Linked DNA regions of Homo sapiens: region 1 is linked to region 2. The links are chromatin contacts, found by Hi-C in ENCODE. All regions are on one chromosome and are shown on one strand. Each heading gives the region's core, a stretch centred on a gene start or an enhancer-like site at or near the end of the contact. The rest is flanking DNA. Distances are from core to core; before and after follow the strand shown. Region 1 holds the start of TNFSF4 (TNF superfamily member 4). Region 2 overlaps LOC100506023 (a long non-coding RNA gene).

Evidence for each region. A loop is a pair of places that touch in the nucleus more often than their neighbours do. Pooled maps may share reads with other maps.
Region 1: a pooled map shows a loop between it and region 2 (6-fold over the local background). The contact joins the promoter of TNFSF4 here to the enhancer-like site in region 2. A Hi-C loop is called at or near these places in 1 of 168 maps with a recorded cell type or tissue (breast epithelium), 9 of 37 single-sample maps with no recorded cell type and 11 of 50 pooled maps.

The regions. Positions count from the first base shown.
Region 1 is chr1:173,204,372-173,210,966 of GRCh38, reverse strand. It overlaps TNFSF4 (TNF superfamily member 4), which reads left to right and starts at 3,636. Exons shown (of 3, transcript NM_003326.5): 1 at 3,636-3,943. The coding sequence starts at 3,791. RefSeq lists an enhancer at 3,645-3,704.
Region 2 is chr1:173,328,427-173,335,336 of GRCh38, reverse strand. The region is part of intron 2 of LOC100506023 (a long non-coding RNA gene); the gene reads left to right. It also overlaps a transcript of TNFSF4 not described here. Among named protein-coding and RNA genes, the nearest start is that of TNFSF4, 120 kb to the right of the region's middle. RefSeq lists an enhancer at 1,326-1,425. Within about 2 kb of position 3,121, at least 8 of the 41 ENCODE cell types and tissues checked have a DNase peak (open chromatin) inside an H3K27ac peak, as active enhancers do.

The DNA of each region.
Region 1 (6,595 bases), core at 2,387-4,886, 120 kb after region 2:
AAATGAGTACAGCCCTTTGTTCAGGGCTTAGGAAGCAAAGTTCACCTTTGTGGGATGATAAACATATCCCTTCCTGCAGGAGGAAACTTCCTGTACCAGGATGGAGGGCTTAGAGAGCTGACTGCAGAGGTGGAATTTTAGATCTCACTCATTCCCTCAGCTGGCACAGAGCACCCTGGAAATGTCTCCCAGTTGGCCAACTTGATCCTGCCTTGCCATATCTGTCTCTTTTCCCCCCCCTAGAATTATTTCCTGAAGTACCTGCCATTTCTATTTCCCTCAGTCAGAGTGATTTTTTTTGTAATTCTAAAATGTAATCATATCATATCATATCACATTCTGCTTCAAACCTCTCCATGTTTCTCCAGTAGCTGCAGCATGAAGTCCAAAGTCCTTAACTTGTAACAAAAGTCCATTTACGACAGATTCTTCTGAGCCTCTTCTCCAGCAGCCACTCTCCTTCACCATCTTCCTCTTCAGCTGTAGTTCCCTGAACTGACACTGCACAAACAGGCTCCACTGCCCTCACTCCTGGCCCAACAGGCACTGCCCCTCCCCAGTGCCCCAGATGGCCAGACTGCTTCTCGTTTCTCCCAGATCAAGGAAGCTGTTCCTGTCCTAATTCCAGTGTAGATTAGCACCTGTCCCCCTGCACCCTTCCCTTCTGCACTGATACCTAGGACCCAGAACTTTCCAGGTTGTGGAGATTCCGCTTTCCTGTCTGTGACCTCCCTGAGGACTAAAAATGTGTTTTGTTTGTGTCTTTTCCTCTAGTATTTGGCTCAGTCTTGTTGAATGGACAAATGAAAATCTGACTTAGAGATAAATGAAAAATGTAGATTTTTTTTATCACCAAAAAACCCCAAAACCAAAACCCAGACACCAAAAAATCCAAACAACAACAAAACCCTCAAACCAAAGAAAAAAAAAAAACCCAAATGTTTTTTGCTTCTTTCTGAACATGAGGTATCTTGTGAGTGGTCAAAGCCCTTTTCTTTTCCATATTTTCTGTAGTCTTGAAATGGCTATTCATTTAGGAGGTTAATAGTCTATGGGAAGATAATTACTTTGGTTTATTTTACATCCTGTGGCTTTATTTTAAGGCTGATTTGCTCTGGTGTGCTTATGTATTTAATATTTGTGAGATACTTTAAGAAAAATTGCCACCAGGCTTGGTGGCTGATGCCTATAAACCCAGTGCTTTGGGAGGCCAAGGCAGGAGGATTGCTTGAGGCTAGGCATTTGTGACCAGCCTGGGAAACATAGGGAGTCTCTACAAGAAATTTTAAAAGAAATTAGCCAGACCTGGTGTTGCGTGTCTATAGTCCTAGCTACTTGGGAGGCTGAGGCAGGAGGATCGCTCAAGCCCAGGAGTTCCGGATTACAGTGAGCTATGATTGTGCTACTCTACTCCAGCCTGGGCAACAGAGTGAGACCCTGTCTCTAAAATAAATAAATAAATGCAAATGAAAAAAATTGCCCATAGATTTAGTAACGTATTTGACCCCTTTAAAAACAATTAAGCTTTATTTTTTGAAAAACGTTTTGAAGATGGAGGACTCTGCTTATGTGCCTGAGACTGAAAGGTCAGCAATGATAACTCTAATAGTGATTTCATTTGTTCAAATGCTAGACTAGCCCAGTGATGAACTTTGGAATGCCTAGATAGTCTATCAGAAATCTGTGCCTGAAACTTCCAGCCTGGTGTGTGTGTATCTCTTCCCACAAAGAATGTGAAGAGCTGTGAAAACGTGTTCAATAAAAAAAGAGACAATTAAGTGTAAAATATCACTTAAACATCAACAAAAATTACAACTAGGCAAAATATGGTAGTAGGACGACAAGACAATAAAAATGAGAGGTGTGTCATCCAAGTGTTAGCCTAAATGTGGGTAGAGATGACTCTGTGCAAAGATTTTTCTTTCTCGGAGCCATGATATTAACACTGAGAAGAAATGCTGCTTAAGGTACAAGTATGTGCATGGTAAATGTTTATTTTTTTCATTCTTTTGACAGTAATTTAAAAATGTTATCTACGATTTTCAGCATGAATAGTTTTTACTACTTTTTCAGCTTATTTCTAGTTTCCAATAGTATTTATGGCTTTTTTTTTTTTTGCTGTGACTCTTAGTCATTTTTTGAAAATTGACGAGTAAATAGTTACTGATTTTAATACTCTTTTATGAAGAACTATTACACAAGAATTGGGCTTTACACACTGATTTTTCCTTCAGCTTTTTTCTCCACACCCTGTATGTAACACAAGCTTTGTTCAAGGGAATAACTATGACAAATATGTTTGGATACAATTTGATTTCTAGTTTTGGCTTGGAGTCTATGATATTGTGCCTTAGTTACCTTATCTTTCAGATAAAACTTAAATTTCTCAACACCAGTATGTTCTCCTAATGCAAGGCATAATTATTGTAGTGAAGGTATTAATTCATATTTTAATTGATTAATACTGTAGTCATAAATGTACTTTACATTTCCCACAAACTTTCTCTTTTAAGTATGCCTCATTTCCATTTTTTCTGTGAAGTGGTATAACAACTCATACTGTCAATATCCAAAATATTTCTCCCTCCTTTCTTTACATATCTGCTGGGTGCCTCATGGGGAGCTGAGAGAGACATACTTGGCCACAAAGAGAGACAATTCCGTCTTAAACAGCTTTTCCCCAGCATCCTTATGTTGTCCAGTACAGTGCCAGGCTCATGTGATGTACTCAGTAAATATTTGCCCATTTGAACTTTACATTATAAGTAATTTTATCATTTATTTCATTTCATTGTTTATTTTAGTGGTAAAGGGTACCTGGTGTCTATTGATAGAATACTCTTACTTTCCAAGTTCTGAGGCCAGCCACGACCTCAAAGAAAGAAATAATCTTCAAAGCTTATTTACATCTATTCATTTGTTCATTCATGGAAAAATTATGTACGGGAAAAATGTGAAGTGGAAGGAAAGGAGACAAGGATACCCTTCTGCTTCTTTTCTGGTATGCAGAAAATTAATCATATAATTGTTTATTGAATTTGCCTCAAAGGGTTAAATGAGAGAAAGATTGCAAGTCCATCTAACACAGTGTCTGACACATAGTAAATGCTTCCAAAAGGTAGTTTATTTTTATGCAATAGACTACAACCAAGGATCTCTCCTTTACTTCTGCATGACCCAGTGTCCTATTTTCTTGTTTTGTCTTTTTCATTCAAGAATGATCTGTGTGTGCTTTCTTTCTGAATCTGTGAGAGGGGTTCAATGTTTAGTTACATAGTAAAGTGCAGATAAGAACCTTGGGCCAGCATTTCCCCTAAATCTTTTCTATGATTTAAGACACCTTGGGGAAGGGATATATGAGCTGCTACATTAACGGATGATGATTTTTATCTTTACCAAGTGACCCACAATTTGTTACTGGTGCAATAAGTTAAGAAAATAGCATACTTTTATGACTGTCATTTCACAGTCACTCAAATCAGAACTGGAATGTCACAAAAACAACTCCCTGTTAGCCCAGAGGAAAAAAAAAAAGAAAGAAAGTAAAGGGGAAATTCAGATTAGTCACAAAGAAGTTCCCCCGCCTGCCTGCAAAAGTTGCAGCGTTAAAACTGAGAGAGTCCGCTTTGCTCTTTCAATCGCCTTTTATCTCTGGCCCTGGGACCTTTGCCTATTTTCTGATTGATAGGCTTTGTTTTGTCTTTACCTCCTTCTTTCTGGGGAAAACTTCAGTTTTATCGCACGTTCCCCTTTTCCATATCTTCATCTTCCCTCTACCCAGATTGTGAAGATGGAAAGGGTCCAACCCCTGGAAGAGAATGTGGGAAATGCAGCCAGGCCAAGATTCGAGAGGAACAAGCTATTGCTGGTGGCCTCTGTAATTCAGGGACTGGGGCTGCTCCTGTGCTTCACCTACATCTGCCTGCACTTCTCTGCTCTTCAGGTAAGATGCACCACTGGGCGCTGTTTTCCCACCAGCTCATGCTGATGGCAGCTGCAACAGCTGCAAACAGTCGCTTGGAAATAATCTTATGCCAAAAGTGTTGAGTTTTTTTTCCCTCTCCCCACAGCAATCGTAAAGTGTGGTTAAACGCCCTTCTGTCTCTCCTTTCCTTCCTTCTTTTCAGCAGTGGCAGTGGTAGGGCAGAGTGGAGGTAGGGCAGAGGCACAGCTTCTAGATCTTTTTCTTTTTCTTTGCAATGCAAGATTCCTTGTATCCCTTTATAAGCTGTCACTTTGAAGCTTTGAGTCACTGATATACCTGGTCTACCCATTGTGATAGTAATGTGTTTGATCAGGCAATTAATATTAAAAGGAAATAGGAAAGAGACCAGTTCCACTTTCCCATAATATTCATATACCCTATAGACCTGCAAGGTGATTTTCTTTGTAAAGAATGCTGAAGGTATCAATATTAATAGCGGAGCAATGTGTGCGTGCATGTGTGTGTGCCTATGTGCTCACTCATTCACCCCAATGATTTAATCAGATATTGTTTCTCACAATCTATCTCTTCCAGTCATAATTTAAAGACATCATTTCACCTTTTCCCTACCTTATTAAATACATCATGTAGTAGGAGATTATCCTTCTAGTATTTTCCCCATATAGTTAAAATATTTCCATTTTTCTTTCACTTTATTCTTGTTCCACACTTCTCTCTTTTGCATTATTTTTTCTTATTCAGTAGTTCAGATATACAAACATTATTAGGTATTTAAGGATGTTCTTCACTGCAGAAGATGCCACTGGAGAAAAATAAATCTATACTCTCTTCGTGTTCCTTTGTTGAGCTAGTCTGATAATCTTGTTTTCTAGGTGGTTGCTTTGGGTTAGAAATGTTTCTCCCTGATAAAGTTCAGGTAATACAAACTGATTTCTGATGGTCTTGTCTGAGATTAAGCACCTCCAATGAAACCAGAATGAGATGAGCAGTCTTGGCAAATGCCTGGGCTTGTTTCTGCCTACAGGAAATAGGGTTTTCAGTGCATGGAGGCTGGTAAGAGTGTGTGTGGTTATGATCACTGTACCACAGACAGTGCTTGTGTCTCCAAATTCCAGAAGTGTAGCTAGTGTCATGCTCAGGTCTGCAGAACAGTGAGCACAACAACACATTGATCCTCTCCTCATCACACCACACTCTTATGTCTTCTCGCAGAACTCTTTGGGTGAAATTAAAGTAGGCGACTCGGGGAGAGGGTGTGGGGGAAGAGTAAGGTGTCCATGGCAGGATGCCCAAGACATCGACCGGATGCCCAAGACATCAACCGGAATTAGGCTCTTTTGAGAAGAAAACAAAGAGAGTAACCAAATATAGAACAGCTGAGTGCATTCACCAGTCTGGGAGCCCTGAGAGTGCTTTTTCTAACAACCACAGTGTTACATATTTCCTTACACCATGGGATGATAAAACACAGGACACATGGCTCCATTCAAGGCTAACTGATTGCACAACGGCTCTGAGCAGGAGAGAGCAAAAGGTGAACCACAGTTGTACAGCTTGCTGGTGGTTGGGGTCACATTGGACTATCAATATCCAGGAGATGTTGAGAAAAAGAGGGGATCCTTTCCAACAAGTCATCCAGCAACTCTGGGACAGAAGGAAAGCTGTGGGAAGAAAAGCAGGGTGCTGGTTTCTAGGACACTAAACCTCATGGTGAGTGATCTCTAGGGGAGAATTAGCTTCTATAGTCCTGGCACAGAGATGGAAGCAAGACATAGGTGGTATATTTGAGTTGTTTGCTTAAGAAACATGCCCTGTCTACTCTGAAAATAGATTTCTTTTTTTTGCTCAGGATATTTGAAGTTCTTCACTTGATGTTAATTATAATTTTTTTATTTCTAATTAGCTAATGTAATTTCTTATATTGTTATAGGATCTGGGACAGCACAATGGGTCCTTACATTTAATCTTATATTTATTATTTACACTTCATTATGAGAAGGATAGCATAGATGGGTTGTGTGTGTTTTCCCTAGAACCTGATAGTTTACCAAATAATGTTGGTGGCAGTGATAGCAGCAGTGTGTGTGTGTGTGTGTTTGTGTGTGTGTGTGTGTGTGTTTCTGTGTGTTTGAGAGAGAGAGAGAAACAGAGACAGAGAGATTGAGAGAGAACATTGTAGAGCAGCTGCTGACAAAGAGACATAGACTAGTAGCCATTTAAAACTCATCTACAATACTGTTTGGAAGTTTGATTGAGGGATCGGGTGGTGGTGGTGGTGGTGGTGTTGGTAGTGATGAGGCAAGTCAAACCTCTATTTTATAAGACATAATGTTACAGTGATGTGTATTGGAGGTGAAATAGAGCTGAAATGCTCACCATTTACCCAGTTAAATTGGACCTCTTTTATTGTGAGAGAAAGGTTTTTGGGAAATAATTGTGATTTTCCCTTTTATTTCTTAGATTTAATTTTTTAGCCTTATAAAATAATTGCCTACATGAATGGCTCTGTAAATACAGATATAGCTACCAAGCTCCATTTGGCCGTCAGCTTTCCTTTCAATCAAGTTTATTTAGTAGCCTCTGTTTTCTCATCACTGGGTTAGGTCTATCTACATGCAGGAAATGCAGAATATTTTGTTTTTAAGATGC
Region 2 (6,910 bases), core at 1,872-4,371:
TTTCTCACAGTCAAGATGTGCCTTCTAGAGCCTCTCATTATGGGTGAGTAGATCTTAAGTAACATATCCACTCTAACATTCCAATCTCCTTAAACCTTTGAATCTCTTTCTCTACATTGAAAGAAGGCAGGTTTGGCATTTCCAACTTGCTCTCTGTGGGCCACTGTTTGTTCCATGTTTCATCTAACGAACTAAGCAAGCAGTTAGAGTCAGGGAGTTTCTTAACTCCCTGAGCTGCAACATTAAATGAAGAATCTCTGCTTAGTGAGCTAGTATCAATAAATTTGGCCTGATTCAATTTTATTTCCTCCACCATTATCCCACAAACTCAATGTCCATTCCTACACATGTTCCTCTGATTTCTGCTTGTGTAAATGAGAAAACTTGAGTAGTTCTTTTGGAGTGCACACCACCTCCTCTTGGGTCACACTTTGTACTTCACCTTTAGGGGCCTGCTGGGATTTAAGTCTAGTTACAAGTCTAGAAGCGAAGAGGTGGTGGGAGTGGGTCCCCTGAGGGGAGCCAGCATTTCTTGAAAGGCAGCAGCCTCAAGGGAGACCATTACAATTTTCTAGGCAAGGCAAGGATAATTCTCTCATACTGCGGTGGACATACCTCTTCCACCGGCAAAGAAGACTCATCAGTTTAGGGGCCTAGTGTCCCCAGCTTCATCAGGGTCTTCTCACACATCCCCATTCCAACTTTCAGAATTTCACTACTTCCTAATCATTTTAACAGTAGACAGCCTATAGGCCTGAAAGTTCAACTTGTGTTGTAATTCAGCCAGTTGCAGGATGAGATTCTATGTTTAATTTTAATCAATCTCAACCCTGTGGCTACAGAACATAAGGAAACTCTGTTAGGGCAAATATAGAAGCTTTCACATTATTTGCACAGTTTAAGCAGAGAACTTAGGCTCATCATTTTCTTTTACCTTGACAGGATCAAGTGGCGAATGTCATTATATTCTTTAATTTGAGAACGATACCTGAAATATGTAGTCACTTAGATCCTTGCTTCTTATAAGTGGTTATTTGGGAGTATTTAATGCAGATATTTTGTGTCTCCCTATTGCCAGATTATGCTATGGACTATCAGTCCTCTGTTTACCACTAAAAATAGACACTAGCATCTTTAAATATAATCAGATTAGAGAGCCAATTCTAGAAACCCACAACCAATTAAGAACACGAATCCTTAGCATTCTGTTTCCTTAGAACCAATCTTAGTACCAGAATTCATTTCTCAGGGTTCACCAGAGAAACAGAACTAGTAGGATTAATTAATTAATTAATTAATAGAAATTTTGCTCACATGATTATGGAGGCTGACAAGTCTCAAGATCTGGAAGGTGGGTGAGTTAGCAAGCTGAAGACCCTGGAGAACCCTGAAACCCTGGAGAACCCTGAACCCTGCTGATATAGTTCCAATATGAGTCTGAAGGTCAGAAAACCAGGAGAGCTGATGTAGCTGGAGTCCAGTGGCCAGCAGACTTAAGACACAGGAAAAGCCTGTGTTTCAGTTTGAGTCTATCTTAGTCAGCGCATGCTGTCATAACAAAATACCATAGACTGTGTGGTTTAGACAACAGAAATTTTTTCTCACTGTTCTGGTGGCTGAAAGTCTGAGAACAGGGTTCCTGAATGGTAGAGTTCTGCTGAGAGCCCTCTTTTTGGCTTGTAGGTAGCTGCCTTCTGGCTGTGTCCTCAGGAGTTGGAGGGAGAGGGGTTCTGGTTTCTCCTCTTCTTATCTCCTCTTATGATGGGAATAGTGTTCTATTCCCATCACGGGGGCCCCATCCTCATGATCTCATTTAATAACCTCTCAAAGGCCCCACCTCCAAAGACCATCACATTATGGGCTAGGGCTTCAGCATATGAGTTTTGGGGGATACCAACATTCAGTCTATAGCAGAGTCTGGAAACAGGAAAAACCGATGTCTCAACGTGAAGGCAGCAGGTAGGAGGAATTCCTTCTGACTTGCAAGAGGGTCAGCTTTTATGTTTTTTTTTCAGGCCTTCAGCTGATTGGATGGGGCCCGTCCACATTAGGGAGGGCAATTTGCTTTATTCAGATTACTAACTCAAGTGTTAATTCATCCAGAAACACCCTCACAGACACACCCAGAATAAGGCTTGCCAAAATGCCTGTGTACCCTGTGTCAAGTCATATTGAAACATACAGTTAACTACACCTATCCTAGCCACCCTTCCTTTGTTGCCCCTTGTGTCCTGAAGGCCTTTCCATTTCTTCTGATCCATGTCTTTATCCTGGCCACTGCGTGATATCGCATGTAATTTTGAATGAACAGAATTGTCTGGGATTCTTTACTGGTTGTTTGTGTTGTGTCATTTACTAAATTCTAAACTTGTATATGGTGATGGCAGAGATTTTATTTACTAAACAGGAGATGTATATTTTCTATATCCTCCTCAATGGAAAGCAGGTGGATGTGCAACAAATGTTTATTTATGTATTTATTTATTTTTTTGAGATGGAGTCTTGCTCTGTCACCCAGGCTGGAGTGCAGTGGCCTGATCTTGGCTTACTGCCTCCCGGGTTCAAGTGATTCTCCTGCCTCAGCCTCCTGAGTAGCTGGGACTGCAGGTGCGTGCCACCACGCATGGTTAATTTTTTGTATTTTTAGTAGAGATGGGATTTCACCATATTGGTCAGGCAAGTCTTGAACTCCTGACCTCGTGATCCACCCGCCTTGGCCTCCCAAAGTGCTGGGATTACAGGCATGAGCCACCGCACCTGGCCCAACAGATGTTTATTTTATTTAATTAATTAATTTATTTATTTTGAGACAGAGTCTTGCTCTATCACCCAGGCTGGAGTGCAATGGCACAGTCTCAGCTCACTGCATCCTCCGCCTCCTGGGTTCAAGCAATTCTCCTGCCTCAGCCTCCTGAGTAGCTACATGTTCAATCCATTTGGAGAGTATGTTTTCAACCAGCTGGTTTCCCTGGAAGGCAGCTAGGGAAAGTGAGTGTTAGTAAGTTTGAGTCAGACAAGGGTTTGTTAGTCTTCCCCTCAGCCCTTGTGCAGCAACTCACTCCTCGGGCTGTGGGCCATGACAGAAAGGGAAGGACTACTTTGCTTCCTCACTCTTGCTGAGTGAGAGCAGCTGGATCAGAGGACAGTGAACGTCTGCTCAGGATTACAGTCATTCAGGCATACCTAGGAGATGTCCCTAGGCCCCAGACATTGCTTGAGAAGCTGGGAGTAGCTTACATTTGTCTGAGGCAGGGTTTCTTAACCTTATCACTATTGGCATTTGGGCTGGGTAATTTTTTTGTTGTAAGAAGCTGTCCTGTACATTGTAGGATGTTTGGCAGCACCCCTGGCCTGGACCACTTACTAGATGCCAAGTAGCACCTGCACTCTGAGATATGACAACCAAAAATGTCTCCAGATATTGGCCAATATGTCCTGGGAACAAAAGCATTTGAGAACCACTGATCTTGAGCTTTGTTATTTGCAAAGAAGTTTCACCTATGTTATCATGTCTGAGAGGCATTATAGCTCTGTAAATCAGGCAGAAATCTGTTCTTTTCTCTATTTTACACAGCTGGACAAGTTGCAGGAAAAGAAATAGAACTCATGTCTTCTGACTGCAAACTTTTTCTCTTTATCTTAAGGCTCCTAGAGATAAGTAAGTAAAAGTGATAGTAACTTGCCCCCTGAAGGAGATGCCAATTTTGAGTTGAAGAACAAAAATCTTTGTTAAATTCCAAAAGTTTTGATGAAGGGACACCATTAATCACTTTGCTCTTTTCATGTGTTGGCTCTTAACTTTATTTTGATGAACTTTCATTTAGTCCTTTTGAAAGGAAAGTAGTTTAGATTTCCTTTCTGAAGTGTCTAGTTTTATTTTTGACTACTAAGGTTTCCAAATCTTTCATGTCCTAATTAAATGTGTTCACTTCCTCTTGAAGATGCGTCATTGTGATAACAGTGTGTATGTACCTTCCCAGTGGTGTTTTCCAAGAAAACCAAAATACAATACTGCTTTTAAAAACAGAAGTTTGCAGTAATTGTTACTGAGACTCGATCAGAAAACTGGAAGTACTGAAATACGAATTCGAAAGGCACAACATTCTGAGACTATACATCTTTTACTTTCTGGGTTTTGAAAAGAGGAAAGAAGGCTGGGTGCAGTGGCCGATGCCTGTAATCCTAGCACTTTGGGAGGCCAAGGCGGGTGGATCACCTGAGGTCAGGAGTTCGAGATCAGCCTGGCCAACATGGTGAAACCCCGTCTCCACTAAAAATACAAAAATTAGCCTGGCATGGTGGTGGGCGCCTGTAATCCCAGCTACTCAGGAGGCTGCAGCAGGAGAATTGCTTGAACCTGGGAGGTGGAGGTTGCAGTGAGCCGAGATCGCGCCATTGCACTCCAGCCTGGGCAACAAGAGCGAAACTCTGTCTCAAAAAAAAAAAAAAAAGATAAGAAAAGAAAAGAAGAAAGAAGCATATTATTTTAAATTGGCATCTGAAGGTAAAGAAGTAAAATTTGCTAAATAGGGGTAAGAATATACTGAAGTTTGACATTTTAACTAGATTAAAATACATTTTTTCTATCTATATTTCTTCTCCTTTGCAATGCACTTTCACTATGCTTAGATATCAGATTTAAAATTTATAATTTTGGAACCACATTGCTAGTCATAATTATAATTATTAATATCCAGTTAGGACCTACTTTGTGCTCTACTGTATTTCAGGAGCTTCAGTTTTTCAGGGAGGCAGAGTGCTGAAGCACAGGATATGACTAAGCAAGTTGGCAACATCTGCTTTTTCTGTTAGAAAATGCTTTGACCTTTTCCAGATGCTGGACATTTTGCAAATTATGTAGCCTCTTTGAACCTCAGTTTTATCACTTATAAAATTAGGTATTAATTATTTTGTGAAGACTAATGAAAAAATTATGTGCAACCATATTAATATTAACTTAGTATTAATATTAATAATTTATTAACAAAACATATATAACAATATATAATATACCATTAATATTGTCAATTAATATTTAGTATTAAAATTGTGATGTGATATAAAAAATAATAAAAATTAGTGAAAGCATTATTAATACCAATATTAATTAACATGAATGGTAATCATTATTTTTGAGTATGTTGAATTGCTTTTGAACAGTTATGAACATTTCTGGCCAACAAAGTGGGTTGCTATTTGAGGAGTTCCCTATTTTTCTCCAAATTGGACTTATTTATTTTTTGTGTTTTTAATTTGTGGTTTTATTTTTGAAAGTACCAGTGTTACTCCCCTATGGCCTGAACAAATCCTATGGACAGGAGCTGATCTGTTTACATTACACAAATATGACCGAAGAAAGGGTAGAGTTTATGCATCACTGATTATGCTTATTTTGGGAAAAATGTCTAGACCACAGGTGATGACACTGGCATTTTTAAGGAAGTGCATAACTAAATTGTTGAGTCTGGTATATCTCAGTAAAATGTTCCTGCATTTTTTTTTTCTTTTTTTGTGGTTGAGACTCAAATGTCTCATGGTTAAAAAAAACCATATTTCTTCTTGAAATTTCTTAGTAGCAACACAGAAGGCTGTTTACAGATAACAGAACCTATCCTACGGCCTAATATTTATTGGGTCTCAATAATTGCCTATTGAACTGAAGAAGGTGCTCATATTACATGAAGTTTGTTACAGTTGTTAAATTTGTTTTCCACTTGTATATGAGGTGAAAAAAATCCCCTAAAACCCTGCTCTAATAGACAACTATATCTAATTTTGCATTGCTTTTCTTTTTTTTGGTATTTTATATAGCCGCAGTACATTCTCTGTTTTCACTCTCCTTTTGTAGTTGGCCCTCCTTAACCATGGGCTTTGCATCTGTTGATTCAACCAACTGCAGATAAAAAGTATTTTAAAAAATTGCATCTGCACTGAACATGTACAGGCTATTTTTCCTTGTCATCATTCCCTAGACAATACAGCATAACAAGTATTTACATAAAATTTCCATTGTATTAGGTAGTATAGGTAATCTAGACATGATTTAAAGTATATGAGAGGATGTGCATACGTTATATGCAAATACAATGTCATTTTATATAAAGGACTTGAGCATGTGTGAATTCTGGTATCAGTGGGAGGTCCTGGAACAAATCCCCAAAGGATACCTAGGGACAGCTGTACTTTAATATTACAACATAAGCAGTTTTGTTGTTCTTTCAGGCATAATTTTAAAAAGATGCATAATAGTTTATTTAGTAGATACCCTATACTTTCTATAATTGTTTACCTGTTATTGGGAACTTGTGTTGCTTTCCAATATTTTAATGTTACAAAAATGCTGCAGTGAACATATTTACATAGAAGGCAATTTTCAATAGTATTTCATAATCCTTACTTAAAATGGCTTTCCACGTGTGGTGGAATTACTGGGCCAAAGGGCACAAGACATTTTTAAGGTACAAAACATTTTTTTTTTCTGAAGCACAAAAGTTTCTAATTTGATTTAAATTGAGGTTCAATTTATCTATTTTTTTTCTTTAGTTGTTTGGGCTTTTGGTGTCATAACACAGAGAAAAATGGACAAATCCAAAGTCATGGCAAAATAAATCTACGTTTTCGTCTAGCAGTTTTATTTATTTTTATTTTTTTAAAATTTTACTTTAAGTTCTGGGATGCATGTGCAGAATGTGCAGGTTTGTTACATAGGTATACATGTGCCATGGTGGTTTGCTGCACCTATCAACCCATCATCTAGGGTTTTTTTTTTGGGGGGGGGTAAACTTTTTTTTTTATTACGAAGATAAACTTTGTATTTTTTTATTTTATTATTATTATACTTTAAGTTTTAGGGTACATGTGCACAACGTGCAGGTTTGTTACATATGTATACATGTGCCATGTTAGTGTG